Regions from separate parts of the Homo sapiens genome. Here region 1 is linked to region 2. The links are chromatin loops, found by intact Hi-C in ENCODE. Cell type or tissue: heart right ventricle. All regions are shown on one strand. Links, peaks and the distances in the headings refer to the core of each region. The heading gives the core; the rest is flanking DNA.

Region 1 (15,818 bases), core at 5,203-13,202, 900 kb after region 2:
GTCCATGTAGAAAATCCAAAAGAATCAACAAAAAACTCCTGGAACCAATAATGATTATAGCCAGATTGAAGAATACAAAGTTAATATACAAAAGTCAGTTGTTTTCCTATACACCAGCAATGAACAAATGGAATTTAAAAATAAAAACAATACCATCTATGTTATCATTCCCCCAAATGAAATATTTACATATAAATCTCACAAAATATGTACAAGATCTATATAAGTAGAACTACAAAACCGTTGTGAAAAAAATCAAGAACTAAATACATATAGAGATATACCGTATTCATGGATAGAAAGACTCAGTATTTGTCAAGATGTCTTTCCAAACTCGATCTATATATTCAACGCAACCTTAATCAAAATCCCAGCAAGTTATTTATGGATATCGACAAACTCATTCTAAAGTTTATATGGAGAGGCAAAAGACCCAGGCAAAAGACCCAAGCAAAAGGCTAACACAATATTGAAGAAAAAGAACGAAGTCAGAAGACTGACACTACCCAATTTCAAGACTTACTATAAAGCTGAAGTAATCAAGACAATGTGGAATTGGCAAAACATCAATGGAACAGACAAATAGATCAATGGAACAGAACAGACAGCCCAGAGCAGACCCGCACAAATACAGCCAACTGATCTTTGACAAAGAAGCAAAGGCAATAAAATGGAGCAAAGACAGTTTTCAACAAATGGTGCTAGAAAAACTAGACATGCAAAACAGTGAATCTAGACACAAACCTTACGATCTTCACAAAAATGAATCCAAAATGGACTGTAGACCTAAATGTAAAAGGCAAAACTATGAAACTCCTTGAAGATAATATAGAAGAAAATATAGGTAACCTTGGCTACACAGATAACTTTCTTGATGCAACACCATGATGCATGGACATGATCCATGAAAAAAAGAGCTGATAAGCTGAACTTCATTAAAATAAAAAACTTTTGCTCTGTCCCCCACCTCCCCAAACTAAAACAAACAAACAAACAAACAAAAAACAAACAAAACCAAACCACACACTGCCAATAGAATAAAAAGACAAGTAACAGACTGGGAGAAAGTATTTACAAAAGACATATATGATAATATATGCCTATATTATCCAATATAGGCAACAAACTCTTAAACTTAACAATAACAAAATGAATAACCCAATGGGCAAAAGACTTGAGCATACACCTCGCCAAAGAAGATATTCAGATGGTAAATAAGCATAGGAGAAGATGCTCCACTTCATGTGTCATTAGGAAATTACAAATTAAAACAATGAGATACCACTACACACCTATTAAAATGGCCAAAATACAAGGAGGTAACTGATAACACCCAATGCCATTCAGGATATGAAGCAACAGGAACTTTTTATTCATTGCTGGTAGGAATGCATAGTGGTCCAGCCACTTTGAGAGACAGTTTGGCAGTTTCTTACAAAACTAAATATACCATTACCATAAGATCCAGCAATTACACTACTGATATTTACCCAAATGAGGTGAAGAGTTATGTTCATATAAAAACCCGCACATGGATGTTTATAGCAGTTGTATTCATAATTGCCAAAACTTGAAAGCAAGCAAAATGTCCTTTAGTAGGTGAACGGATAAACTATGGTATATCCAGACACTGAAATATTATCCAGCCTTAAAAAGAAGTGAGTTAGCAACTGTGAAAAGACATAGCAGAACATTAAATGCATATTGCTAAGTGAAAGGTGCCAATCTCAAAAGGCTATCCCCTGTATCATTCCAACTATAGGACATTCTGGAAAAGGTAAAACTATGAAAATGGTAAAAAGTTTAGTGGTTACCAGGGGTTAGGAGAGAGGGAGGGATGAAGAAGCAGAACACAGAGGATTTTTAGTGCAGTAAAACTATTCTGTAAGATACTATAATGGTAGATTCATGTCATTATACATTTGTCCAAAATCATGGAAATGTACACCACCAAGAGTGAGCCCTAATGTAAACTATGGACTTTGATGATGATGTGTCAATGAAGGTTCACTGACCGTTAACAAATATACCACTCCGTTGCAGAATGCTGATGGTGAGGGAGGCCGTGCATGTGTGGAGGCAGAAGGTTTGTGGAAAATCTTTATACCTTTGACCTATTTTGTTGTGAACCTAAAACTACTCTAAAAAGTAAAGTCTACTAAAAATGTTTAAAAACCAAAACTGTTCCTGGAGTGAAGCCAGGCAGGATAAGCAGCCAGATCTCCGTAATGCTCTACATAACCTGGTCACCTGTCTGGAGAGAGCCCCCCCAGACCAGCCTGGACAGTTCAACTGAGCTACTGAACCCAAGATGCCCATTGGGCTAAAGGTGGGGGTGGGGTGAGGTGGTGGCAGGGTGGCTTTCTCAGGACAAAAACAAACAAGAAAACTCCAGCGCAGCCAGGCCATGGCACCGACTTGACTAATGGAGTTATCACTAATAACTCTGATCCGCGGGCTGATCAGAGACCAGGCAACAGCACTGTGCCCAGAATTCTGTCCCCACTACCCTGCCTCATTGCATCAGCTGCCCTTTGATGCTCATTCACCACACCTGCTCCACCCACCAAACCCATGAAAGCTGTCTTCTGCCTCTCTGTGAAGTGACGGAAAAGAGAATAAAAGAGCCAAGTTGAGAATTTCTTGAGAAGGGCAACTAACTTGTCTACATAACTTGACCACTAGCTCCCTCTGGTGTTGAAATGCCAGACCTGTCTGTCCTGACAAAACAACTTGGGCTGGCAGGTCGGCAAAGGGGGTATCTTTTTTTGGTTTTGGTTTTGAGGACTTTGCCTTTTATTTTTAAAAAGTCTGCTATTTCCCCTGAGTTATGTACTCATCTTAATATGTAAAAAAAATCTCAATCACACATCAGTTAGCATGCACGATGTGAGATAGTGACTTTGAAAGTGCTTTGAAAAGTCTGGAAATGCCAGGGCAAAGTGGTGAGGAAGGGGAGCTCCAGTTACTCTGGGCAGCCATAACGGGAGCAAGATGGGCTCCTGGAGGCTGCAGGTGTCACTGGGAGGCCACAGACCAGCAAAGGACAGTGGGCGTCCCTGTTGGAACCAAAAGAAACCTGAGATGCATTTGCATTAATGTGGCCAAATGAACCACCCACCCCCACCCCTCACAACACTACTGGGGAGCACCAAGGCCAAAGGCCGTGAGCCCCTGCTGCCAATCCACTCCCAGCCCTAGGCTGCCCTTTAAGGCTTCTCTTTCCAGAATGCCTCTCAGTGCTCACTTTCACTGGTTTCATTTGGATAAAGTTGTACCGGGAAGAAATAGATCTGCTTTGCCAGGGGCTCTTACAAAAAGAGAAGCGCTCTTCTACTACTACCCAGCTATTCACCACACATTTGTTGAGGACCTACTATGTGCTGGGTGGTGCAGCAGCAGCAGTGTTGTCTGGGGACACACTGGGGTTCAGGCACTCTGACTTTCACCTTCTATCACACATCCTACCGTCATTTGGAGAGACTTGGTTTCCATGTTTCCACCCTTTTTATAGCTGAGATTGAAGCAAAAGGCAGGCCAGGCTCCTGGGAATTCCTCCAAAGCAAGCAGACAACCTTCTGGGAATGGTGACAGAGCCACTCCTAAGGAGGGGCCCAGGCCCATGTATGCTGCAGGAATTTCTTTATGTTGGGGTAATTTGGCCCTTGAGGGTGAGCCAGGGCAATGGTTTGATTTCATAACAGGTTCCAGTCATGCCAAGCTCAGAGACAGAGAGCAAATATTTGCAAATGGGAAATTGTGTGCTTGTGCAATGGAAGTTGGCAGGGGTGTGAGAGTGAACGACCGCAAAGTCGTTCACGCAGAATGAGGAGAAAGGAGGTAAGAGGGATGCCCCCCTGGGGTCATGCTGGGCCAAATGTCATCACCAGAAAGAGATTTTGGAGTCCTGATCACACCAGAACCGTGACTCAGAGCTTTCCGGGGACCACGATCGGCCGCTTGTCTGCTACCCAGCATTCCTCAGATCAAAGCTCAGACTGAATTTTCAGCCAATCTGCCACGTGTACAGGGGACATTCTCATGGTCCCCAGGCATTGTGGATGTTACTGCAAAGGATTCTGAGTCAACCAAAGCACTCCTGTGGCATTCTTTCTCCCTACACCCCTTTCCAGGCCCTCTCTTGCCTGTAAATTGCTCACACTTATTTCTGACTCAATGCCTGAATTATCGCCTATGATTTCACTTATTATGTTCAATGACCAAGCACAGTGCAAGTTTCTAGAGAACTAAAGTAATGTTTTATCTCCAGGTTCACCACGACGCCTTGCACAAATCAGGACAACATGCTTTTCAGTTATTCTAACTCTACGGAAAGTAGTAGTACTACAGTGGCATAAATGACACCTCTCAGACCAGACCCAATAGATAACAGGGAACTAGAATCCCAAGCTCACCATGCAAGCCACACAAATTAAACGTCAATGAAAAGGAAGGTAAAGCAGTCCATTAACATGGCTTGACTTTAAAGCAAACAAGTAAAAGTGCCCTTATGTAATTCCCTCCTTGTATAATTCAACCACAAAAAGACAAGGGTTTAAAGTGATTGTTTGATTTCTGTGGGCCTTTCTTTCATAATTATTCACACATATGCATGAAAAGGTATGTATGAGGATGTCTGTGACAGCATAAATTAAAATGGCGACAACACACAAACCAGTAAACATCCATCAAGAGGGCAACATTTTAAACAATCTACGGAACATCCACAATGTGGACTCTTTCTAGTAAGTAAAGTAGATGTCTGTACACTGCCTTGGAAATACTCCAAGACATACTGTAGAAAAGCAAATTATATAACTATGCACGGAGGATTGAATTAACAAATATTTATTGGATGTCAGTGTGCAGGCACTGTTCTAGATGCTGGGTAAACAGAGAATAAAACAGACAAAAAAAAATCTCTGTCCTCATGGACCTTGTATTTGGATTGGGAGAGACAGAAATTAACATTATAAGGTCTGGCGTGGTGGCTCATGCCTGTAATCCCAGCACGTTGGGAGGCTGAGGTAGGTGGATCACTTGAGGTTGGGAGCTAAAGACCACCCTGGCCAACATGATGAAACCCCATCTCTACTAAAAATGTAAAAATTTGCCGGGCGTGGTGGCAGGTGCCTGTAATCCCAGCTACTTGGGAGGCTGAGGCAGGAAGATCACTTGAACCCAGGAGGCAGAGGTTGCAGTGAGCTGAGATTGCACCGCTGCACTCCAGCCTGGGTGACAAAGTGAGACTCTGTCAAAAAAAAAAAAGAAGAAAGAAAGAAAGGAAGAAAGAAAGAAACTAACATTATACAAGTAATTTAGACTGGGTGCAGTGGCTCACACCTGTAATCCCAGCACTTTGGGAGGCTGAGGAGGACGGATCACTTGAGGTCAGGAGTTTGAGACCAGCCTGGCCAACATGGTGAAACCCTGTCTCTATTAAAAATACAAAAATTAGCCTAGTGTGGTGGCATGCACCTATAGTCCCAGCTACTCCAGAGGCTGAGGCAGGAGAATTGCTTGAACCTGGGAGGTGAAAGTTGCAGTGAGCTGAGAGCCGAGATCATGTCACTGCACTCCAGCCTGGGCAACAGAGCGAGACTCCATCTCAAAAAAAAAAAAAAGAAAGTAATTTAGAATATTAGAAGATGATAAGTGCTATGTTAGAAAAAAAAGCAGAGGAAGTAAGAGACGAGAGACAAGAGCTTGAGAGCTACCCAGTGGTCAGGGTAGACCCCATAGACAAGACGATTGCATTTGTGAGGAGGCGAAGGGGATGTGGATGGGGAGGTGCAGGTGTGCCAGGCAGCCCCTAAGCTGCCTCCTGATTGCCCCTGCCTCATAGTGTTCATGCTTTTATGTAACTCCCTCCCTTGGAGAGGACTGGACGTAGTGATTCTCTTCTAATGAACAGAAAACATCAAAAGCGATAAGATGTCCCATTGCCTCGTGTCTGGGGCATCTTTTCTCACTTTCTTGTTTGCATTGAAGGAAGCCAGTCACTGTGTGGAGAGGCCCATACGGCAGAGAACTGATGTTTCTGGTCAGTGGCCATGTGGGCGAGCTTGGAAGTGGATCCTCTTCCAGTTGAGTTTTCAGATGAGACAACAGCCCCAGCTCTCAGCTTGACTGAAACCTCATGAGAGTCAGATGCACCCAGCTAAGCTCCATCCAGATTTCTGACCAGCGGAAACTCTGAGAAAATAAGTATTGGTTGTTTTACACCACTATGTCCTGGGGTCATTTGTTATGTAGCAATAGACTCTAACGCAGTGTGTGTGAGTATCCGTGCAGCAAAGGCACACAAAAAGAGGACATTTTTAGAAGTAAGAGGACCCATAGCACATTTTTAGAAGTCTGAGGATGAAAGTGGAAAGAGAATATAAAGAAAGCCTTTAATATTTTTAATATATATCTAACTTCAGTCTTGCTTGGATCTTTGACAGTAAGAACAGTGAGAATGTATTTATGTATTGTGCTCTTTATAATTCTAAAAATAAAAGTTGAAGTTACGACAAGGGACCTAGCTGTTAAAAATAGTAAAGGACTGACATTTTCAGAAATGTTGAAAATTAAAAATTATTCTGCATGTTTTTAGTGTTTTTAAGTATCCAAAATACTTTTTTTTTTTTTTAAACAAGGAAAGGAAGGAAGGAGGGAGACAGGCAGGCCTTTCTTTCATCTTTATGGCTCTGCACAGCCACCCCAAGGTATGTGGCTAAGATCACTCCATTTTTATTTTTTATTACTGTCCTCAGAAGGGAAGAGGGCAGTTGGGGTTAAAAGCCAAGGGCACTAAGCCAGGGTGACCTGCTTGCAACCTCCCAGCTAGGCAGTACCCAAACCAGGACAGCTCCTCCAAATCCTAGCCTGTGATCTCTTCAGGCCACCACTCCTGTTTACTACTTACTGGAGAGGAGGGGACACCCTGTCCCCTTGGCCCCTGAAAACAGCCGCAGATCAGAGCAGTTATTAAGATGTGTGTCAGAGAGAGGCAGGAGCGAGGAAGAAGATTCTTTAGGAATCTCCAGGCCAGGTCTTCGTGGAGTACACCTTCCTCCCTGTGCCTCGTCCCCTGTCCTGGAGGACAGCAGGTGCAGAGCATTCACCCCAGATGGGGATGAGAAAAAGCAGGGCTTCCGCTTCCACAGGCCCCCGCAGGCCCAACTGCAGGCTCCGTCAGGAGGTCTGGCTTTCCTGTGAAGTTGCCCCTTGGTGCCCGATGACTTCAGAGCAGCTGTGCTGAGACATGAGTGTGGGGGATGGGACGGGGGCAGGTGAGAACTGGATCTTCTCTAGAGAAGGAAACTGCAATCAAAGGGTATTGGGTGTCTCTGCCTCCAGGGGCCACTGACTCCATGTGTCAATGGGAAAATAAAACAGGTGGAAAAGGGCCCCAGAGAGGCCCATGGTGCCAGTGAACCTGAGATTGGAGAAGGCAGCACTGTTCCAACAAAGTGCAGAATGAAAAGGCTACAAATGCCCGAGACTAGCGATGCTGCTCCTGGAACCTGGGAAGCTGATTTCTGGACTGTTTAATAGTGGTTGAGGGGCTCGGACAGACCCACGAATGAGTCTGGAGAGACTCAGACGCAGCAGGCACTTGAGTCACAAAATGAAAGAAAGAAATGAACTATTTTGCCTGCTCACTTTGTGCCAGCATTTTTCTGCCCTCGGTTAAGGATCTCAGTTACCCAATGATCGTGTGAGCATCCTGCAAGGGTCTGGCCCCTCTGTGGCTGTGGGCTGCAAAGGACAAGGGCTGGTTGCCCCACAGTTCCTGGTTGTATGCCCTGCATGCACCCACTCTTTCCAGATTTCCATTTCCTTGTCATAAAAGCAGACATAATTATGCTCCCTCTACCTGGCTGACAAAGGGACAGTCCCCAGAAGGGTACACACACAATGCTTGAACCTGTGTGGCTCAGACAGTTTTAGACTGGAGAAAGAGTGACCAGGACAGTCTCATGGATCCCTCCTCGTAGACCCAAGCTCTGAAGAAACCTGTTTTGCTGAAAATACTGTAATCTATTTCCAGGAATGGGAACGGGAATGGCAAAAAAGCTGAAGCCATAGGGCAGCAGGCCAAATAGATGATCTCCAGCCAGGACCAGGGGACCAGAGCTCCAGCCTAGCAGGCCCTGCTAGCATGGTCCAGCAAGACAGAAAGCCTGGCTGAGTCTTCCTAAGCAGCAAAGGGTGGCATAGGGCACCTGCCAAAGCCAGGAACAGGGCCAGGCTGCATGGGTGCAAGAGCCAGCTTCATAGGGACTTGCTCGGGGATGCTTGCAGGTCACTAAGTCTTGATTTCTTTTTCTTAGTAATCATAGTAGCAGAACCAGGCTTAGACCTGGGCACAAGCAGCCCCTGCCTTGGGCCCATGCTGGCCTCTTCTGGCCATGACCCCTCTCCACAGGGTAAGGAGTCTACAGGGCCAAGAAGCCTTAAGGAGGAGAAAGGATCTAAAGAGATAAGTGGAAGCAGGCAATTTTCCAGGGCCATCCAGCTAATCTGTATGATACTATCATGGTAGATAACGAGCACTGTCCATTTGTCCAAATCCACAGAATGCTCAACACCATGAGTGGATCCCAAGGTAAACCACAGACTGTGAGTGATAATGATGTGCTGTGCAGGTTCCGTGGCTGTGCACGTGTGCTGCTGTGGTGGGGATGCTGGTGGGGGGAGGCCATGTGTGTTGGGGGGCACATAATACAGGGACTCTCTGTACTTTCTGCTCAATTTTGCTGTGAACCTAAAAATGCTCTTAAAAAAATAAGGTTTCTTAATTAAAGAGAGAGGAAGACAAAGAGAGAGGGAGAGGGAGAAGGAGAGGGTCACAGAACAGCAGCAAGGGGAAAAAAAGGCCAAGTAATAACATCAGAGCCACAGAAGAGTAAAAGTCTGCACACTTTGGCTGGGGAGCTTCAGGTCTCAGCCTTCGTCTTCTAGCCCTCATGCGGCCTGATTCCCTCCGGGTTCCTGGGCTCCCATGGACAGATACCCTTGCTCCAGGCATCCTAATTCTGCCCCTTCTTTCCTTGAGCAGGGGCAAGAGCATTTCCTGCCCAACAAGAGCTGAATACACTGTCCCTGCCCCTCCTTCTTCCAGGGTCATTGGGGACCCACAGCCCTCACAGTGATGTCTGGGTGTCTGGGCTGCTTTCTTAAAATATCAATATTTATGATGATAGTATCTTCATTTAGGTTCACTAGATAGATCAATAATTAATATATTTACAAAAAAAAAAACAGACATCAGCTCATCAGGGTTCCCTCCAAAGCAGGCCCTGCTTCCCGGCAACCACACTAATCTTTCCAAAAGCACATCACTCCTCTGCTAGACACTCGAGACTCCTGCTCCCCTCCCTTCTTCCTCTTCTGCTCTCTTCACCTCACCTACAGGATTCCAGGCAGGCCCCATTTTGTTCAGGGTCACACACTAGAAAGAATACTCCAACGGGGAAGTGGAATGGCTCCGCCCCCACCTCCAGGGGTGCCGGGAAGCTCACAGGATGCTGGGCATGTCCACAGTCAGCACCTCCTCATGTCCAGTGGCTGGATTGTGTTCTGTCCCCACAATTGCTATTTCCAGCCCTCACCACCCTCCTCGTGCCTCTCACACCCCCACTTCTCCCTCCTACTTCAAAAAAGACTTCCTCTTTCAGAAAATAAGGGGAATCTCCTTGCAATGCCCTCAACAGATTCAAAACTTAAATGATGACTTTGTCCACTCACCTCCTCCTGGATTTCTATCCCTGACACCCGAGATGCATCTGCACCCAGGCCTGGTAGCCAGGCTTGCCCTCCATCTGGGGAAGGCGGTGTCCATCATTCTCCCCAAGGCCCATCCCCGCTCGCCTCCCCTTCCCTGCTGTATCAACAGTCAGTCCCCTCTCCCTTCTGCCTCATCCATCTCTCCTTTGCCACTGTCTTTTTCCTGACTAAAACATTCTGAAAAAACATCTCCCTCTATTAGCACTTTAGCCTACAGCACTTGGGCTCCATCCCACTGTCCCACTAAGACAGCTCCTGCTGAGGTTCCTAGTGACCTCCTTGTTGTTAAATCCAACCCCATGTTTCGTGTCTTATCTTAAATAACCTGTTGGAAAGCATTTGGCACCACTTCTTTATAAAACTGTTAAAAATTATCTACTCTTTTGGCTTCCATGGTGCCATTCTTTGCTACTTTTCCTCCTACCTGTGAGTGCTTCCCTCTCATTGCCTTGGCAGGCCCACCCTTGGATGTTGGTACCCACCCTCATGGTGTTATCTTTGACTTTTTTCTCTTCATACTCAATGTACTTACCCTGGAGAATGACATTGACTTTATAGCTTTAATTGCTTAGATCCTGACAAAACCCACATCTAAATGCTCAGTCTAGACCTATTCCCCAACTGTCAGTGAGAATGTCCAACAGGTGGACAGCTTCGTGTCAATTTGCCACGGGCACCTCGAGTTAAGGTGTCCCCAGCTCAGGCTCCATTTCTACCTCCAACCTTATCCTCCCTCTTGTATCCCCATCTCAGTGAATGCTATCACTGCCCTCCCAGCTGCTTCTGGTCACTACATCCAATAAATCATTCCTCCTTGATATATTAAAGTCATTCTCCTCTTCATTCCCACTGCAGCCCTGATCTTATTTCCAATTCTCATAGTTTCTCATTGGGATCCCTTCAATGACCAATTTGTTATGTCCTAGGTTTATTTTCTTATACTTTACTTATATTCTTCTAATTTTTCTACAATGGGAATTTATGAATAATACATTCCACACAAACAGTAAAACACTATTTTAAAATATTGTCCATGCAATATCCCTGCCTAGTAGTTCACGGTTGCCCAACCGTGCAAGCAGGCTGGACCGGCTTATAAAACTGGACACACTTCTCAGGCCACCAGAATACATTTCCACCTCCCTGTGTTATATGCTACTCCCCGTGCCACTTAGCATCATCATCTGAGTGCGCTGTTTGCGGGTGGCACGGCAGGAAACAGGAAGGAACTGAGGACGCGAGAGTCAAGGTTCAAATCCTACTTCTGCTAATAAATTGTGTGATGTGAGCAAGTTGCTTAGTCTCTGAGCCTCCGTTTCCTCACCAGGGCCATGGGAATAATATCCCCTATGTCCCAAGCTGGTGACGAGTCAGCAAGCTACCTTATGTGACAAGGTTCTGGCATGGCTCTTTCAAAGAGTAAGCACTGAGCCATGGACCATGCAAGAAAAGCCTCAATTCACACCTCTCACTTCCTTCATGGCCTAACTCCAAAAATATTACTTTTCTTCTGCTCTAATGTATCTTTCCTGAAATTATTATGCTTTTGTAGACTCATTTTGTCTCCCCAGATTGTGAGTGATCTTAAGGCGTGGAGTCCGCCCTCCTCCTTCCTCGGTGTTTCCCTCCACCCAGTCCTGGATGGTCTCTGCCCAGAGTCTGCCTACCAAATGCACAGAGTTACTAATGCAGGATTAACAAAGGCTTGCACTCAGTTCTTGGCCAAATCTGGAATCAGACAAGGGTTTTTTATAAAGCAGGGATGGGGGCAGGCAGCAAGGAAGGGGACATGCAGGGGCTGAGGGCAGGGCAGGGAGCAACTTACCTTTACACTGCAAACCCTGCCGCAAGAGTCCCCAGAGCAGGGACCCACAGTGATCGCAGAAGGTAGGGACCTTGTAGTTGTGGATACCGAACTTGTGGGGCATGTTGACGCTGAACCGCTGGGAGCCCACCTGCAGGGATGGCAAGATACAGGTTCACCACCGAGCTCCTCAGTTCCCCAGAAGACTTGTCAACGGAACTCTCAAAGAACTTTTTCCAAGAGAGCTTGTGTCATTGTAGGTGGCAGGCCCTAGCTTGGCTCTAAAAGCTGCCCTGAGGTGAAAAGAGCTTCCATCCTGCCCTGGCCTTGGCTCCTGATGCTCTTAACTCACTGTTGGCTACTCCATTTGACTGTGCAAGGCCAGGCCTACTCCCCAACATGGTCCTCTCCAGGACTTCAGGACTTTAAGCAATCATAGTACAGTGTCCTCAATGTGTACCTCAGGCCGGGTGCAGTGGATCATATCTGTAATCCCAGCATTTTGGGAGGCTGAGGTAGGCGGACCACCTGAGGTCAGGAGTTCGAGACCAGCCTGGCCAACATGGTGAAACCCTGTCTCTACTAAAAACACAAAAATTAGCCGGGCATGGTGGTGCGAGCCTGTAATCCCAGCTACTCGGAAGGCTGAGGCAGGAGAATTGCTTGAATCCGGGAGGCAGAGGTTGCAGTGAGCCAAGATCATCCCACTGCACCCTAGCCTGGGTGACAGAGCAAGACTCTGTCTCAAAAAAAAAAAAAAAAAATTGTACCTTCAATACTGCTGTGTGCCTGGAAGCCCCACCTAGGCAAAAAGTCTCTAGGAAGCTCAATGGTGGACACGGGATTCTGTGCAGCAGCGTGTAAACTCTGCACAATGTTGTGGAAACTGTGGATCAGTCAGAACGGACAACAATTAGGAGGAAGATGGCTAATACAGAATGGTGAGCACTAAGAATGCTAAGGTCTCAGCCCTGACCACACACCAGGCACCATTATCTCAGTTAAACCTCACCACCACCCTACAGGGCAGTCCATGGTTACCGCAACTTCACAGATGAGGAAATGAAGGCACAGCACTATCATACCCTGTCCCACCCAGTGTCACAGGATGGCAGGGTCAATGAGACCTCAGGGGTGGAAGAGGCTAGAAGCATAACACATTTCATGGAAGCAAGGGTCTGCTGGGCTACCTTTCTGAGTCATCTCTGCCCCTCCACAGCGCTACCCTCCATCTATGTCTTTAGTGGAGCAGCTGCACCCCCAGCCCCTCTCAGTATCGGCAGGAGACCATCACCCAGGACATCCATGGGCTGGGGAGATCACTCTTGCTACCCCGGGGATTAGGAAGTGGCTGGCATGCGGCAAAGCTGGGCCTCAGCTCCCTGGCTGACTGATAAGTAACAGGCCCCCGTGGGGGACTAATGAGGGGTGAAATGAGAGCTGGAAAGGGAGCTCGACTTGAACGCAAGCATGAAGACAAGTTCCCTAGCACCCAGTTCCAAGGAATGGCTGATCCTTCCATTGGACCAAGATTTCACTGATCCCTACTGAAATGGATGGTCTACCACTTGAGGTCTTGCCTGGGAACAAGAATGTCAGCTCTACTGAAAACAACTATACTCACCCATTCTTAGATGCCTAGCTTAGGTGTGCCTGTTTGTGAATGTAGACATGTTGACTCTGCCATGGTCTCCCTCACTGCTAAGGAAGTACGAGATCACTGTGCCCACTCTATTCCTACACATACCCTGAAGGCATGGTGGACCTATACTGAGAATAGAGTCTTGGTCTCTCAGGAATCACCTCATAGGGGTATGAATGACAGACTAAGGCGAAAAAGTGGGGACGTTGTCCCAGGTGACCAAGAAATCCAGTGTGGGGGTGGAAAGAGCTACGTGACCCTCAGTTGGGACCACTAAAAACTCTAAGGTATCAGAGAACAGAGGGAGGAGGATGAAGGAGTCCACACAAGAGCATGCCACAGCATCAGACTGACCAAGAGACCAACACAAAGACGGCATGTGTGCAGGGGGACATGTCACATGTGCGCTTGCTGAGGAGGACACAGATACAATGGGGTGAGTGAGAGTCACAGAGAGAACATGGAGAGGAAGACAATGGCAGAAAGAATTGTGAGATTAAAGAAAAAAAAATGTGACACCAGTGGAGATGGAACATTGTTTGGTTACCACACCTGGAAGTGCAGGCAGGGTGTGAGTCCACCGCATGCTAAGACACACAGACATGAGATGGGGGGGACCGGCCGAGTGTTCACGGTGCAGGACACCCAAGAAGTCCATCACCAGAGCACCTTTTAATAGGAAGGAGGGCATTGAAAGCATGGTGTTTAGGGCTACATGTGTTTCTGGTGTGTATGTGTGTATGATGTGTGTATGCACAGGCATCACATTAAAGGTGGTTGCACAAAAGAACGAACTCAAAGTTTGGTCCCCAGCAGTTCAGTAACCCGGCAGAGGGCAAGCCCATCACCCTGAGGGGCAGATACACTGACACTAAGGGAGACTGGCCTCTGGAAGCACAAGGTGGTGGCGGGGAGAGCCAGGACTGGGAGTCAACTCCACCAAGCTAAGAAACCCAGAGCCTCCCTCTCTCAGTCCCTGGCAATTTGTCCCTTGGTGATACATGTCAAGTTTGGGAACACACTTCACTGGAGACTTCTTCTCACTGCTCAATATGCCAGGAAAGACAGTCAGAAGAACTGGGTCACAGATCAAGCTGGGTTCTGAACATTTCAAATCTCAACCCTTTAACCTGCATGGCATGGACTCTTATCGGACCTTTCCCTCCAAAAAAGTGCAGAAGAGCTTTAGAGTCCTGCAGAGGCAGAGACCTGCAGGTGATGAGACTGAGATCCTTGAGGGAGGGACTAGTGTACTCCTCTTTGTTTCCATGGGACACAGCATAACGCCTGTCATACAGGACATACCCAGTAAATGTTCAATGGAATGTCCATAGGAAGGAAATAAGGCAGACAGCAAGCAAGCCATCTCTTTCTTTCATTTCCTCGTGAAAGCAACAGTGATGTACTGGGGTCATGATCCTAGACCAGGAGTCGGGAGGTGCAGGTGCTGGCTTGCAGTCTTAACCACAAGAGAGCCCCTGCAAACAATGTTGGTGCTCTGGGCTCAGACTAACCTTCACAGACACAGAAGGCTCAGTCTAAGCCTTGTCCTTTGTTGCTTTCCAGAGACAGTATGAAAGCAGAAGGAGAGAGAAGATGGGAAATGCCTTAGATGCCAGGATGCTATTTGACTCAATTATTAAGAAGCAGGTAGAAGTCTCTATAAGTCAGTCCTCTTGGAAGTCAAATTGTAGACCAGCTGATTATAAACCTACCCAAGGCCTTTCTCTCTAACCCGCGATTCTAATAGCCTATGACTACACAGAATTTATTTCCCCCAGAATTAAGAGCATGCTCTTGAAATCAAGTGTTCTGATAATACCTACATCCATATTCACAACTGTCATCTTCCTCAAAAAGGTTTTTTAATCTATCAGTGGGACTATCATTCTCGTAATTGCTCAGTTAGGTGAACCTAGCTTCATTGTTGCATTTTCCTGCTTCCTTACCTCTACCAAACTAGGCAATCTGATGCTAGTTTCTAAGATTAAGAGACAACGTAGTGCAGTGGTCAAGGGCTCAGGCTTTAGAACAAACTGCCTGGGTTTGAAAGTGGCTCTTAGCTGTGTGATTTTGGGCAGGTTAATTTCACTCTCTGTGCTTCTATTCTGTTGTAAAATGAAGATAATAACATCTACCTCATGAAGGTTTTTATGTGATTAAATAATATATGTTAAAGTGCTTCAATCAGGGCACGGTAAGTGCCCAGTGAATGTTGACTCTTTTTATTCCCGTGGTTGTTGCCGCCTCCTAAGTATTCCTTGGGCTTGCTCATTCCACACCACTCCCCCATCAGCTAGCTCATTAGACAAGGTTCCTGCTTGTGTTTCTATTACTGTTTATTACCTGTGAGGAGCTAGTGACACATTGGTTAGCCATTTTAGTTCTGATGAGATGATGCAATAAAAGAATTCATATTTTTCTTGTGGGCTTCAGTGCTGGGATCACACTGCACTTGGCATAACATCCAAGGGGATAGAACTGACTTGGACCTGTGCTCATCCTGCGGATGGTGTCTCATGCCAGAAGACCGTGGACAGCTCCCTTTGTTTTTTTATCAACACAATGAAATGACAGGGTCTCAGGCAGAGAAGG
Region 2 (15,818 bases), core at 6,329-14,328:
CGGCTCCGCGTAGGGGCAAGATGGCGGCGCCCGCTCCAGAGCATGCGCCTCAGCTTCAGGAAAAAGCCTATCACGGCACACCTATGCCACACACCTGTGCCACGGCTGACCTAGAAGGCTCTATGGCATAGTGCTAAGAGAATGAACTCTGGCGTCAGACTGTCTTGGTATCAGTCCTGGTTTTGCCACTTATGAGCTCTGTCGCTTGGGCATGCTACTTAGTGCCTTTGTGCCTCAGTTTCCTCATATGACAATAGGGATAATAATGATGGTATCACCTCATCTGGTCACTGTGAGGGTTAATTGAGTTAACATGGTAAAATCCTAACAACGAAGCCGGGATAGAGGAAGCACTTTTTCAGTGACAGCCAGCATTATTATTCCCAGTCCACCCCTGGACAAATCACTGAGGCCAGGGCCATGCCACATGGGCCAGTTGGCTCAGGCCTTGGTTATGTGCTGCATCCTGGGTGAGGGGCTGGAGCCCCACTGGTAATAAAATGATTGACAGTGGGGAGGAGGCATTTCAGAGAAGGAAATCCAGGTACAATTACCGGAAGAGGCGGGTGGGGAGCTGCTGCACGGGATGCCATAGCATGATTGGCAATGGACTATTTGCTTCTTTCAGAGAAATCTCCTTCCTCGCCGCTATCTGGTATTCTGGCTCCATGGCTCTGCTGAGGCCATTATTATACTGTATTGGAAGGCTCGGGCCTTCAGCAGAACAGTCCAGAGGGCCGTGGGCACCGTATTCTCGCCTGTGCCCCCACCATCAACAAGTGGGGAAGCTGTGTTCCCTATTCTTTCTGACAGCACATCATCATCCAGTTTTGCCCCCTGACTGCCGGGAATCACTCAAACTTACCTCCCAGGAACAAAGACTGGTTTTCAGACACGATCCCATCTAAAACCATTTTAGGAAAACAAAAATTATTCAGCTATGCAAGGGCCATTTGAGCCGATCTACACCTCTCTACTTCTTAACCCAAAGCATCTGCACTGGGGTTGCTTCCCCTCACCCCAGGCATTCCTTAGTAGGGAGGAGTGCCTGCTTTGCAGCCAGGAGACTGCCAGATCCCTTCAGGGGGATGCTTCCTGAGCAAGTGGGAAGGTCTGCCTACAAAAATTAAGTCACCCACCCAAGTCCTATAGCCAGGAAGAGAGAATAGAAATATGCCAAGAAGGCGCATGAGAGATGAGATGGGAGGCAAACGGGAAGGTCAGCCATGTTCTGGTCTGTGCCCAGGATTCGATGGCACCAGAGTGCTGAATTGCAGATGGGAACAGGACTGGGAAAGTCTACAGGATATTGTGTGAGGATGAACATTTAGCAGGGGAACTCAAGGGAGGGGAGTTTCTATGTCAAATGTAATTGATTTTTACAGTAATGCTCTTTAAAATGTATAAATGTGACATCTTTTCCCACTCTGTGCTTGACTACACAACTGTAATTCACTCTGTCACTCTTGGTGCTACAGGAATAAAATGCTGGTGTTTTATTATAAAAAAAACTTTCATTAAAGATCATTTGAAAATACGGAATAGAGGAGGGATGAAAATACAATCCAATTGTCCAATATAGCCATTGTATTACGGTCTATCTCCTTTTGATGTTTTTTTCCTGTTTCTATTTTGTTTGTTTCTTACATACTTGTAATCGTGATATTTATACAATTGTATGTTTGTTTGTTTTATCAAAGGCATGCTCATGCATAAAACCTTTTCTATTTTTACCATTATTTTTTGAGGAAATTGAGTTACTGAGGTTTGAGCAATTTTAAACCTTGGTCAATATTGCTAAATTGCTGTCCCAAAGAGTTACTCTAATTAAAACTTCATTCACATTGTATATAAAGAGGCTATTTCCTTTAGCTAGACTCATAGCATATACCAACAAGTGTTTCCCTAAACATAGAGCAACGAGATATTAGTGCTTTTAAATTTCTGGTCACATTAGTGCTGTATACACCAGCACTATATATATCTACCATTTTATTCAGTTGTGTGTTTGTTTATTTGTTGATTCATTCATTGGATATTTATTGTGTGTTTGCCATGTAACTTCTTTCGTCTAGGCTCTGGAGTTAAATAGCTTCTGAAGAAGAGAAAAAGCAAGAAGACTTTTTGTTTCTAATTTTTTTTTTTTTTTTTTTGTAGAGACTGGGTCTCATTGTGTTGCCCAGGCTGGTCTCAAACTTCTAGGCTCAAGCAACCCTTCCACCTCAGCCTCCCAAAGTGCTGGAATTACACGTGTGAGCCACCATGCCCAGCTTAAAGGCTTCCCCTGAGAGTATTTTCATCAGAGGACACAGATGTATTTTTGCATAGCATCCTCAATAAAAAGAGCTAAGTCACATTTCCACCTCAAGAGAGAATTCATTCTATTAAGAACTCTATCTAGCTATCTGTCATCTATCTATCTATCTAGCTATCATCTATCTGTCTATCTATCTATCTATCTATCTATCTATCTATCTATCTATCATTTCAACCACGGAATTAATAGCAGAAACCATGAACATTATATCTGAACTTTTTGGATCTTTAAAAACCAAGCAGGACTTCTGCTTCTAGGAAGATGGAGTAGAGGCACTTCCCCCTAATTTTTCTTGCAAATTACAACAAAAACCCTGGACATTATAAAAACAACAACAAGAAGATTCTGAAAAGTGGAGAAAATAAAGCAGACTGTCCAGGGACCTTGCGACCTGAGCAACAACATGGCAGTGAGTTCCCTGGTTTTTCCTTTTGCCTCATATATGTAGACTTGGAGCTAAGGAAGCAGGAGCTCAGAAACACCAAAGGATGTAGAAAGGCCCCAGTAAAAACTTGCTGTCTCTACCCAAAGGATGAAGAAAAGGACAAGCAAGACAGAAAGCTTCTAGATAATAACCGCTCTGCTCCAACCAAACACCACAGGAAGGCTGCAGCCCCACCTGCATCCATGGCAGCAGAGTGGGGAGCCTAGACTTCCACCCTCACCAGGCCTCGCCAAGGCACCCCTCCTTCTTTCTGCTATGGTAGCATCAGAGGAGGCCAAGGAAGGAGCTGGGATTATCCCTGGGTGGTAATGAGCCCCCCTTCTGCCCACGGGGTTAGTGGAGAACATACAAGAAGCCTGGACCCCTAACTGTCAATAGGGAGGCTCCCCTCCCCTTCCTGCTGGATGGTGTCAGAAGAGGCCTACTGGAGAGTCAGGACTTTCAGCACTGCCCAGTGATAACAAGGTGATGTTCACCACAGTGTCAGGAGAGACCACTTGGGAGCCCAAACTCCCACCCCTGCCTAGCAGTAATGAGAAGTCCTTTCCTTGAGTGTCACTGGAAGCAGAGCAGGGAGCCTGGACACCTGTCAGTGATACAGTGGCACACCTCCTTTACCCTGCCAGAGGGGTGTCCTAGAATACCAGCTAAAGCAGAAGGTTTACATAAGATCCAGTCTTATAACATATTACAAAAATATTCAGGTTTCAGTTAAAAAAAAAATAAATAAATAAATAAAAATCGGTCTTCATACCAAAAACCAGGAAGATCATGAATAAAGGAAAAAAGATGTCAACACTGAGAAAACAGATATCAGAATGATCCGATGAAGATTTTAAAGCATCCATAGTTAAAAGTGCTTCAATGAACAATTATGAACATATATAAAACAAATGAAAACAACACATCTCAGCAAATAAATATAAAGAAGATATAAAGAAAAGTCAAATAAAAATTTTAGAACTGAGACATACAATAATTGAAATAAAAAACTCAGTGGGGCCGGGTGCGGTGGCTCATGCCTGTAATCCGGGCACTCTGGGAGGCCGAGGTGGGTGGATCAGGAGGTCAGGCATTCGAGATCAGCCTGGCCAACATAGTGAAATCCCATCTCTACTAAAAATACAAAAAATGAGCCGGGTGTGGTGGCAGGTGCCTGTAATCCCAGCTACCTGGGAGGCTGAGGCAGGAGAATTGCTTGAACCTGGAAGGTGGAGGTTGCAGTGAGCCGAGATCATGCCACTGCACTCCTGCCTGGGCAACAGTGCGAGACTCCATCTCAAAAAACAAAAACAAAAACAAAAACAAACAAACGAAAAACAGTGGATAGGCTCAATGGCAGAATGGAGGGGACAGAGGACAGAATTAATGACCTGGGTGACAGAACAATAGGTGTTACCCAGTCTGACCAACGGAGAGAAAATAGACTGAAAAATGCATGCTCAGAGCCTTAGGGACCTGTGACCTATAACAAGAAACCTAACATTCCTGTCATCAGAGTTCCAGAAAGGGAAAAAGAGAGTGACTGAAAAAAAAAATACTCAAAGAAATGGATGAAAACTTCATAGATTTGACAAAAGACATGAAGCTATAGACTTAAGAAGCTGAGCAAACCCTCAAGAGAGTAAACTTAAGAAAAGCTATTCCAAGACACATCATAGTCAAACTTCTGAGGACTAAGGACAAAGGAAAAAAATCTTAAAAGCAGTGCAAGAGAAACAACAGCTCGTATATAAAGGAAAAACAATGGAATGACGGCAGCTATCTCAACAGAAACCATGGAGGCCAGAAGTAAGTGGCACAACATTTTTCAAGGCCTGAAAGAACTGTCAATCCAGAATCCTATGTCCATTCCAAATATCCTTTAGGAATGAAGGGGAAATCAAGATATTCTCAATTAAAGGAAAACTAAGAGAATCTGTCCCTAGCAGATGTACCCTAAAAGAATGGCAGAAGGAAATTCTTTTATTTATTTTTATTTTTTTATTTTTTGAGACAGAGTCTCACTCTGTTGCCCAGGCTGGAGTGCAGTGGGACAAACTCGGCTCACTGCAACCTCTGCCTCCCAGGTTCAAGCAACTCTCTGCCTCAGCCTCCCCAGTAGCTGGGATTATAGGTGCCCGCCACCACGCCCAGCTAATTTTTGTGTTTTTAGTACAGATGGGGTTTCACCATCTTGGCCAGGCTGGTCTTGAACTCCTGACCTCGTGATCCACCCACCTCTGCCTCCCAAAGTACTAGGATTACAGGTGTGAGCCACTGCGCCCAGCCAGAAATTGTATTTTTGTTGTTGTTCTGTTTTGGTTTTGTTGTTGTTGTTGTTTTCTTAGCATCTACATTAAAGGCGCAAACTGAAGGAAATTCTTTAAGCAGAAAAACAATACATAAGAGAGACTTAGAATATCAGGAACATGGTAAGCAACAATACAGATAAACACAATAGACTTTCTCCGCTTGAATTTTCTAAATTATGGTTAGTGATTGAAGCAAAAATTGTAACATAGTCCAATGTTCTAAATGTATGTAGAGGAGATATTTAAATGGGGGGAGGGTAAAAGAATGTAAAGAAAAGTAAGTTTTCTATATGTCACTTTAAGTAGTAAAACGACACATGTAAAATGGTAGAGCCACCCTGGAAAGCAATTGGCAGTTTCTTAAAAAACTAAACACATAACTACCGTATGACTCAGCAATTGCATTTATGTTCACACAAAAGCCTGCACATGAGTGTTTATAGCAGTTTTATTTGTGATAGTCAAACCTGGAAACAGTGAATGGTTAAACAAACTGTGGCACATCTGTTCCATGGAACACTACTCAGCAATAAAAAGGAGCAAACTCAGCAGAAAGGAAACAAACACGCTACAGCCTGGATGAATCTCCAGAAAATTGTACTGAGCACAAAAAGCCAATCCCAAAAGGTTATATACTGTATGATTCCATTCATACTGGATTCCTCAAATGACAAAATTATAGAAATGGAGAACATATTTGTGGTTGCCAAGAATTAAGGAAGGGGTGGGAACAGGAGGGTGTGGGTGTAGCTATCAAAGACCAACAGGAGAGATCCTGTAGTGATGGGGATGTTCTGTTCCTTGACTGCACCAGGGTCAACATCCTGGTTGGGATATTGTATTATAGTTTTGGAAGATGCTATCATTAGGGGAAAACAAGGTCAAGGGTATGCAGCATCTCTCTCCATTATTTTTTACAACCTCATGAGAATCTACAATAATCAAAATAAAAAGTGTAATTTAAAAAAAAGTGTTAAGGCCGGGTGCCGTGGCTCTATAATCCCAACACTTTGGGAGGCCAAGGCGGAAGGATTGTTTGAGCCCAGGAGTTCAAGACCATCCTGGGCAACATAGTGAGACTCTGTTTCTATTTATATTTTTAAAAATTAAAAAAAATTAAAAAGAAGTGTTGAAGGCAACATAATCTTTTCAACACCACAATGGCAGTTTGAAACTTCAGCCCTCTGGGACAGTATCTCACTAGGCCCATTACTGGGTGTTTAGCCCCAGGGACTGTATTGGTAGTGCTCTCGATAAAAGCCTGTTTCAGAGGCTTTCAGAGAATTCGCTTTGCTCTGACAGAATCAAAAGGAAACCTCATCGCTGGGCATTTTCTGTCCATGGATTTCCAATTCCCCCCTGGGTGGCTAGGGAAGGACTGCAGGTCATGCCTGTCCAGAGTGATGAGCCCTGCTGCCCAGGGAGGGGAGGGAGAGTTTGAGGGGGTGGTGTAGGGTTGGCCTCAGTGGCTCAAGTCCCACAGGACTGAACAAGCCTGAAACCAGAGATCCAACAGGCATGCAAATCAAGGAGATCTTGGGGAGAGATCCTGTGTCTCTCGCATGCCAGGGAATCAGAGTGCAGGAAGTAGTAAGGGCTTAGCCATGAGGGGGTCTCAGGTGTCTGTAGTTAAATTCCTGGGCTCTGGCCGGTATGAGAAGGGAACAAGGTAACCGTCTCTAAAGGGACAAAGATGTGGTGGATGCTAAGCCAGGTGCCCCTGGTCTTTTCTTAAAGGGTTTTGGAAGTGCCTATTCTTGTAGCCTGTGGGTTAATGGGAACCCAGGAACCCATCCATGACAACCTCGTCAACAGCCCAGCCTTGGGGTCCTGGAGCAGGTCACGGGACGGGAAGAAGGTGGCGCAGGTGGAGCAGAGGCTGATGGTAACTGCATGGAGTCCAGCTGGGGAAGTCTAAGGCCACAGCTGACCACCTCCCCTGCCTCAAGGTGGGGCCTCCAGGCTACAGCTCGGGCACCTGTGTGCCTCCCTCTCTGCTCTTCTCACAGTTCATCCCCTCCAAGAAATCAGACCTGCCCAGCCTCACTGACCACAGCTTCAGAGCTAGGCCTGGATGCCTACCCAAGCTGGGCCAACACATACTCTCCCCTGGGATTTGACAGGGCCTGAGAAGCACAGCGGCAGGCAGGAGGCATGGGAAGGCACAGGAGTGGTAGAGCTCCGTGCCCTTGCTACTCAATGTGTGGGCCACACACCAGCAGTGTCACCCAGGGGTTTATGAATGTGGAACATCAGGATCCACCCAGGTCAGTTGAGTCAGAATCTACTTTTTTTTCCTCCAGATCCCACAGGACTGAAGAATCTACTTTTCAACAGATCCCCAGTGATTTGCATGCTCATTTAAATTTGAGAAGCTCTGCTCTGGAGAGGTCCCACAACACTTATCCCCAAGAGGCCTGAGCTGCCCAGTTCCTACTGCTCTGAGAAGTGGGGTTCCATGCTCCCTTGGATTCAAAGGCTCCTGTTGACTTGCCTTTTTCTAACTCTGGCCAGCTTGGTTTCTGTATTTCTTTTTTTTTTCTTTTTGAGACGGAGTCTCACTCTGTCCCCCAGGCTGGAGTGCAGTGGCGCAATCTCAGCTCACTGCAAGCTCCGCCTCCCAGGTTCACGCCATTCTCCTGCCTCAGCCTCCCAAGTAGCTGGGACTACAGGCACCCGCCAAAACGTCCGGCTAATTTTTTGTATTTTTAGTAGAGACGGGGTTTCACCGTGTTAGCCAGGATGGTCTCAATCTCCTGACCTCATGATCCACCCGTCTCGGCCTCCCAAAGTGCTGGGATTACAGGCGTGAGCCACCGCACCCGGCCTCTGTATTTCTTTTAACGAAGAAAACCTAATCAATGCACACGGGCAGGTCTGGCGGGGACAGTATGATTCAAGGGGAGGCTGACCTTGCCCAGAGCATCAGGCAGTTTGCCATACAACCAAACGCCCCCCACAGAGGGCCAGTCCTTTGTGTTCATGAATGTTTTGAGTCAGGGGAAAAAATAAATAGGCCAGGTGTGGTGGCTCATGCTTGTAATTCCAGCACTTTGGGAGGCCAAGGCAGATGGATTGCTTGAGCTCAAGAGTTTGAGACCAGTCTGAGCAACATAGTGAGATCTTGTCTCTACAAAAAATAAAAAATTAGCCAGGCATGGTGGTATATGCCTGTGGTCCCAGCTATTTGGGAGGCTGAGGCAGAAGGATCACTTGAGCCTGGGAAGTTGAGGATGCCTTGAACTGTGATCACACCACTGCACTCCAGCCTGGAGGACAGAGCAAGACCTAGTCTGAATAACAAATAAAATAAAATAATAAATAAATAAATAAATGCTCTGAGTCTTGTTAAATGAAAATCCTCCTGAAATGAAAGTTTCTAGTCATTTATCCTTTAGTATGAAGTACCTTCTCAGATTCTTGCCAAAGAGACCACTTTCTAGGTTGGACATAGGAGAAGTCACAGAAACCTTTCTATTTTTACACTTTGATTAAAGGCCTGGCTCTGCTTCCTCAGAGAAGGCCTGTATTGAAATTGCCCTGGGGCTGTCTTTTTTTATTTTTTATTTTTTGAGACAGGGCCTTGCTCTGTCGCCCAGGCTGGAGTGCAGTGGCGCAGTCTCCGCTTACTACAAGCTTGCAACCTCCGCCTCCTAAGTTCAAGGCAGTTCTCCTGCCTCAGCCTCCAGGGTAGCTGGGATTACAGATGCCCACCAACACACCCAGCTAATTTTTTTTTCCCTTGAGACGGAGGCTTATCCTGTCGCCCAGGCTGAAGTGCAGTGGGGCAATCTCGGCTCAATGCAACCTCTGCCTCCCAGGTTCAAGTGATTCTCATGCCTCAGCCTCCTGAGTCGCTGGGATTACAGGCGCCTGCCACCATGCCCGGCTATTTTTTTTTTTTTTTTTTGTATTTTTAGTAGAGACGGAGTTTCCCATGTTTGGCCACGCTGGTCTTGAACTCCTAACCTCAGGTGATCCACCTGCCTCGGCCTGCCAAAGTGCCAGGATTATAGGCATGAGCCACCGCTCTCTTTATTAAAAGAGAGCTCCTGGGGCTCTCTTTTAATAAAGTGCAAAGTCCTGTGTCTTTTCTCATCTGGGAAGCCCTCTCTGCCTTGTCCAGCCATGGTCACCTGTCCCTTCTCTGAGACTCCAGAGCAGCGATCCTTTACCTTTTGTGTGTGTGGACCCCCTTACAGAACAATGTTTTCAAATGCATAAAATAAAAAACAAAGGATTTCGAAGAAATTAATCATATTGAAATGTAAGCATCAAAATATTTAAAAATGAGTGATTTAGTAACATATGTGCTTATTATTTTTCTTTTTATAAGCCTTTGTCAGAATATATGTGCTTCCTAATTAGCATAGTAAGATCTAGTAGCAGGTCTACCAATCTCTTGTCATTTCTTTTTTTCTTTTTTTTTTTTTTCGAGACAGAGTCTTACTCTGTCCCCCAGGCTGGAGTGCAGTGAGGGATCTCGGCTCATAGCAACCTGTGCCTCCTGGGTTCAAGCTATTCTCATGCCTCAGCTTCCCAAATAGCTGGGATTACAGTTGTGTGCCACCACACCTGGCTAATTTTTGTATTTTTAGTAGAGATGGGGTTTCACCATGTTGGCCACGCTGGTCTCAAACTCCTGGCCTCAAGTGATCCGCTTGTTTCAGCCTCCCAAAGTGCTGGGATTACAGGAGTGAGCCACTGTGTTGGGCTCAATCTCTGTAATTTCAAAATAGTGATGGCTCTGTCGCCCAGGCTGGAGTGCAGTGGCGCAATCTCGGCTCACTGCAAGCTCCGCCTTCCGGGTTCACACCATTCTCCTGCCTCAGCCTCCCGAGTAGCTGGGACTACAGGCGCCTGCCACCACGCCCGGCTAATTTTTTTGCATTTTTGGTAGAGACGGGGTTTCACTGTGCCGAAATTTTTATTGTCAATCCTGACAATCATTGAACCCCTTAGTTCTCTTAATACATTTGTCATTTACAGATGAACCTCTAGATGGCGGCAGTGTCCCACAGAATGTCCTTTTCCAGGCCTTAGTATCCCATCCAGGGTTTTTACGTGTCACTTCTCTTTCATTCCTGCAAATGCCAGGAATGACTCCTCTTCACCTCTCCCTGTATAAAATGGCCACCAGAAAAACTCCACAACACACACACACACACACACACACACACACACACACCCCAAAATCACTCGAAAATGAATAAGAATGTGAAAAGAATCAAAACGCTCAGACTTACCTGCTTTGGGGAAAGGAATTATTAGCCTTTCCCCAAACATAAGTGATGGTCAGACAAGGGAGAGGTGATGGTGGTGCTGTGGACCCTGTAAACCCTGAAGTGTCCAAAGCAGTTTGCACCTAGACCTCGGAGAGGGAATCCACGCCCTGTCAGCTCCCTTGCCACTGTGCTTTCTTGCACCAATACAAATACCTCCTGAAAAATTCCAAACTGGTAGCAGCTGAGCAGACGGGAAAAGGCATTTTCCCCACCCTTTCATGAGGATGGCTAACCAGCGGAGACGGCCACCCCAGGGGCGGCAGTGAGTGTGGGGATGAGCAGATGAGCGACGTGGGATTCAATGGCACACAATCTGAATTTGGACAACCGGGTAGATTGAAAGGGCCAGACCCCGAGGGAGAGAGAGGGAGGGCGCTGACTGCTTTGCTCCCTGGGGCTTCCATGGGAACATGAATCCTTAAGTTTTAATTTCAGCAAGTCCTCCAGAAGTTACCAAAGCTGAGAAAACTCTCCTGCTACCATTCCTCTTCAAAAAGTCTGAGAAAGCTAAAAGTCCAAAGGAGGTGAGAAAATAAGGTAACTTTGCTTTGTAAAATGTTATCCATCCTCTTGCAACACAAGCACCAAAGAGAAATCAAACAGGTTTATTTATTGTCAAGCCTTGAGAAACAGACTAAGATAGTAGTGCTGTACCATTCTATGTTGTGAACTTTTTTTTTTTTTGAGACAGGGTCTCACTCTGACACCCAAGCTGGAGTGCAGTGGTCTCAGATCACTGCAGCCTCGACCTCCTGGGCTCAGGTGATCCTTCCACCTCAGCCTCTCAAGTAGCTGGGACTACAGGCACATGCTTCCATGCCTGGCTAAATTTTGTATTTTTTCTAGAGACGGGGTTTCACTGTGTTGCCCAGAACTCCTAGGCTCAAGCGATCCACCTGTCTTGGCTTCCCAAAGTGCCAAAATTACAGGCAGGAGCCACTGCACCCGGCCTGGTGAAAACATTTCAATATCCTCAAGGATCTCTCCATATTGTGAATGGTATCAGGAGCTTCAGACTTGGGATTCAAGTCCCAGGCAGGGTTCTTACCAGTTACATGGCCTCTCCAAGCCCCAGTTACCTTTTCTGTAAAGTGGAGAAAGTCTGGCACCTACTTCATTGGGTTGTTATGGAAATTAAATAGAAAGTGCTTGGTGCAAAACCTGGGGCATTTATTGATGACTAATTAATAAGTTGTCTATTTTGATATGTTGCTAGGCATGTATTCATTCAACCAAGCCTGCTGGATCTCTGAGGACATAAATTAAGATGAGTAAGACCCAACCTCAGGCTTCAAAGAATAGAATATTTACTGTGCTATTGTAAAACTGGGAGATAAAGGAGTGTATATACACCCACTGATAACATATTTCATGATTCTTAGATGTACTTTTTCATAGTTTAACATCTTTGACAACAGTTTTTATTTCTTGATGGTAAAAAAAAAGTAATGATGTGACTTACAATCAGTAGAATCTTAGATTTGGTGAAAAGCAGCATAAGCATAAAGAGAGTTTAATGACAGAGACAGAGCGATCAGCTTACCACCATGATTCAGCCCATAGGAACCCAATCAGAATTCCAGTACAGGGGACAGCTACAGAATGCTGTCTTCTGTCTCCTGAGACATGTCTGCTCCTCCCTGCAGTGCTTTTGGGAGACAGGAGTGGGAGAGGCCTTTGATCTTGGTGCTGAGGGCTGGGTGGTACCTAAATTACAGTGCACGTATAGGTCTTTGTCTAGAATGCAGATCCTCAGCCCCTGCCTCAGAGGATCTGGTTAGGTTGGTCTGAGGGTGGAGGCCTAAGTGATCCAACCAGCTCTGGGTCCTTCCTGGTGTGAGGGGATTCTTTGCTTGGGGAGGAGTGTCACTGCCCTGGGCTCAGGAAATGATCTTTACCCGAAATTAGGAAACCTGAGCTTGCATTCAAATGCAGCTCCTCCAGTAGTGTGCAGAGGCTAGCTCATACCGGTGGGCATGAAATCAGCCACAGTGGGAGCATTTACACCACAGTAATGGGCAAGCTTTTTTTTCTCTCTTTCTTCAGAGTCACTTTACCAGCACAGAACTGTGACTTTTCTTCAGTTGGGTAACCTCGAAGATATCACTGAAACTCACTTCAAGCCTGTTTCTTTCCATCTGAAAGGGGATTATTATATTTCTAACCTCACAGAGCTGTGGAATAAATGAGTCTTCAAGTATGAGAAAGCATCTAGCCCAGTGCTAGGCTCTAGTGATTAGTAGTTTATTCTTTCGCTCTAGAAGTTTCCTATAATGTTTTCTCCTTAGGAACTTACCAGGGTGAGAATGAAATGAAATGAACATACTTCATGATGAAATTCAAATCTCAGTGTGGATGATTAGCATTTAGCAGGAAGGATAATGGTAACTTTATGTAATCTTTTACAGTTTAACAAGCTGTATTTCATGTGGCATAAGCTTACACCACAAACATTTTCCAGATGAGGAAACCAAGGCTCATAGAAGTTGACTTGCTCAGAGTCATGTGGTGTTTAAACGAGGCAGAAACAAAAACTTTCGATGTACTGCTGTCCCTCAGTGTCCATAGCAGATTGGTTCCAGGACCCACCCCCCAAGGACACTGTGGATACCAAAATCCATGGATGCTCAAGTCCCTGATAAAAAATGTTGTATTATTTGCATATAATCAATACACATCCTCCTGTGTACTTTAAATCATGTCTAGATTACTTATAATACCCAATACAATGTAAATACTATGTAAATAGTTGCTAAGTTGTATTGTTTACAGAACAATGTTGAGAAAAAAAGTCTGTGCATGTTCAGCACAGACACGATCCACTTTTCCCCTGAATATTTTTGATCTGTGGTTAGCTGAAATCCACGGATGTAGAAAACACAGATACAGAGGGCCAACTGCGCTTCCCCCCATCCCATCCCATGACAGTAAAGCCTGTGTACAGAGACCTGGGTGGGCAGGTGGTGTTAAAACAAACCTAATACCCAAACCGACAAAATTCCTAACCAAAGCTTAAAGTTTAGTTGGAAAGCTTAAATACCCACATGGGAATCTCCTGAGGATGATGACCAAGTCAAGCCCTGGAGGTCGCCATTGGCAGATGGGCTAGTGAATTCCCTTGCCCAGACACATCGAGGGCCATGCAGGATAGTCTCACATCCTTCACACTAACCACCTGCACAGCTACCGTCTTCCTTGACTGGATTCCTTGCCTGCATTATGGTTCTCTGATCGTCACCCCCATCTTTGTAGAGAAAAGCAGCACTCAGGCTGAAGCATCATTTCCTTCTCACTCCCTTGGCTGCACTTAGCCTCTCAGTTTTTTCCAAGACAAACATAAAATTCTTGAGAGCTGAGACTGTCCACCCTGGTGTGAATGCAAATGGTGGTTTAGTTTTTGGTTTCTCAAAGTCTGAACTTTACTGCCCAAGCTGCTTATAGACTTACGAGCTGATTAAAATAAAGGAAAAGAAAACCTCTCCCAGCTGAAAATATGCCCCGGACCTTTCCAAAGTTTAAGTGAAGTTGAAATTCAGCAGCAGTTGGGCTGCAGTTGAGAAAAGGGGCTTTGAGCCAGATCCAGCCTTCATAGTAAGAAGGTGGTAAAGGGTCCAGCCTTGTAGCTCCAGGAAAGACAGTATCTTCCCTTTAAAAGAGAAAAAGTTAGCTTTCAAAGTGGATTCTCTCAACCTTGGGCTTTGTGGAAATGTAGAAGCAGCTACCTTCCCTTTCTTTCTTCTTCTTCTTCTTCTTTTTTTGTTTTAGAGTCGGAGTCTTGCTCTGTTGCCCAGGCTGGAGTACAGTGGCACAATCTTGGCTCACTGTAACCTCCGCCTTCTGGGTTCAAGCAATTCTCCTGCCTCAGCCTCCCAAGTAGCTGGGACTACAGGTGCCCACCACCACACCCGGCTAATTTTTGTAGTTTAGTAGAGACAGGGTTTCACTGTGTTGCCCAGGCTGGTCTCAAACTCCTGAGCTCAGGCAATCCACCCGCCTCAGCCTCCCAAAGTGCTGGGGTTACAGGTGTGAGCCACCGTGCCTGGCTCCTTCCCTTTCTTAAAGGAGTATGCCACTGCAATTCAGAGTTCCCACCATTTCCCAATTATTACTGCCACTCCACTCACCTGTAGAATAGACACCCATTAAAAACTCTTTCAGCCTTAGAGATTCCATGATTAAGATATTTATGATTCATCCACATTTTGAAATACAAAAAAATCATTTTGTTCAAAAATGCTTGCTGCTGTGGGAAAATGCTCACAATATAATGCTCTACACACTGCTGGTACTGGGAAGTCATGTACTAAAATGTGAACCATGGTCATCTCTGGGCTTTGAGATCACCAGTGACTTGTGTTGTTTTCACTTTCTGCATTGCATGTCATTATAATTATTAGTTTCTCTCCGACACTCGACACTCGGGGGGAACTGTAAGCTCTCTGAGTACAGGGTGTTTGACTACTGTATTTCTTGATGTATCCACATCCCTAAGAACCAGAAGGCACTTGATACATATTTGTCAGATGAATGACCGAATGAAAGCCTTCGTGAATTCAAAAAATCACTGCACAATGAGCATACATAACTGTTGAAGGGCAAGGGAAGCAGTAGATGCAAATATTAATTTTAAAAAGTGTTCTGATGAAAATTCATACCCTTAAATGCTTTTGTTAGAAAACAACATCAGAAACAAAAACCCACAGAAGTTTGAATATTGTGTAATTAACGAAATGTTAAACAGGGCTTATCCTGTCACGTCAGTTTCTAGGAGAAGATGTCAAGTCCAGGAAACTGTAGGCTGGTATCTCCAGCCATGGGGAGTCTCCCAAGAACACACCGAATCTTCCCAAGAGAGTCAGTGCTGAACACACCTGAGAATCCAGAGCACATGCAGTTTAGCCTGATTGGGCTGGGAGTCGGCAGGGGCGATGTTTAAATTGGGTGAGAGTTTGGACCTTTGATATGCAAATGAACTAGACTTTTTTATTATAGAAAATGGAGGCTGGGTGCAGTGACACACGCCTGTAATCTCAGCACTATGGGAGGCTGAGGCAGGAGAATCCCTTGAGGCCAGGGTTTAAGACCAGCCTGAGCAACACAGCGAGACTCTGTCTCTACAAAAGCAACATATATATTTACATATGTATATATAAATTTTAGTATATACATATGTAAATATATATATGTGTTTATATACGTATATATGAAATACATATAGCTGGGCATGGTGGCACGCCTGTAGTCCCAGCTACTAGGGAAGCTGAGTTGAGAGGATTGCTTGAGCTCAGGAGGTCCAGGCTGCAGTGAGCTGTGAGGATGCCACTGCACTCTGCCCTGGATGACAAAGGGAGACCCTGCCTCTTCCTGCATCCTCCTCCTCATCAAATGAATGGATTCGCCTCATTATGTGATGAGAGTCACTGTGGCCTTGAGGGCACAGGCACAGCCACCTTTACCTCTGTGTCACTAGCTCATAT

Evidence for each region. A loop is a pair of places that touch in the nucleus more often than their neighbours do. Peaks named below come from ENCODE experiments on the same cell type or tissue, not always from the same donor. Only the 100,000 strongest peaks of a DNase experiment are listed, where the experiment ranks them.
Region 1: a loop joins it to region 2, with 4 times the contacts of the local background. A loop is called at or near these places in 21 of 110 quality-filtered maps.

What each region holds. Positions count from the first base shown.
Region 1 is chr2:45,980,465-45,996,282 of GRCh38, reverse strand. It overlaps PRKCE (protein kinase C epsilon), which reads right to left. Exons shown (of 15, transcript NM_005400.3): 6 at 11,603-11,732. Among named protein-coding and RNA genes, the nearest start is that of EPAS1, 310 kb to the left of the region's middle. In heart right ventricle, for the core only: no CTCF peak of the experiment used is centred there; a DNase peak (open chromatin) is centred at 9,495.
Region 2 is chr2:46,883,449-46,899,266 of GRCh38, reverse strand. No RefSeq gene overlaps it. Among named protein-coding and RNA genes, the nearest start is that of MCFD2-AS1, 7.9 kb to the left of the region's middle. RefSeq lists a silencer at 8,779-8,963. In heart right ventricle, for the core only: a CTCF peak has its summit at 10,040 (motif pointing right); a DNase peak (open chromatin) is centred at 10,060; H3K4me3 peaks cover 377 bases; H3K27ac peaks cover 3,339 bases.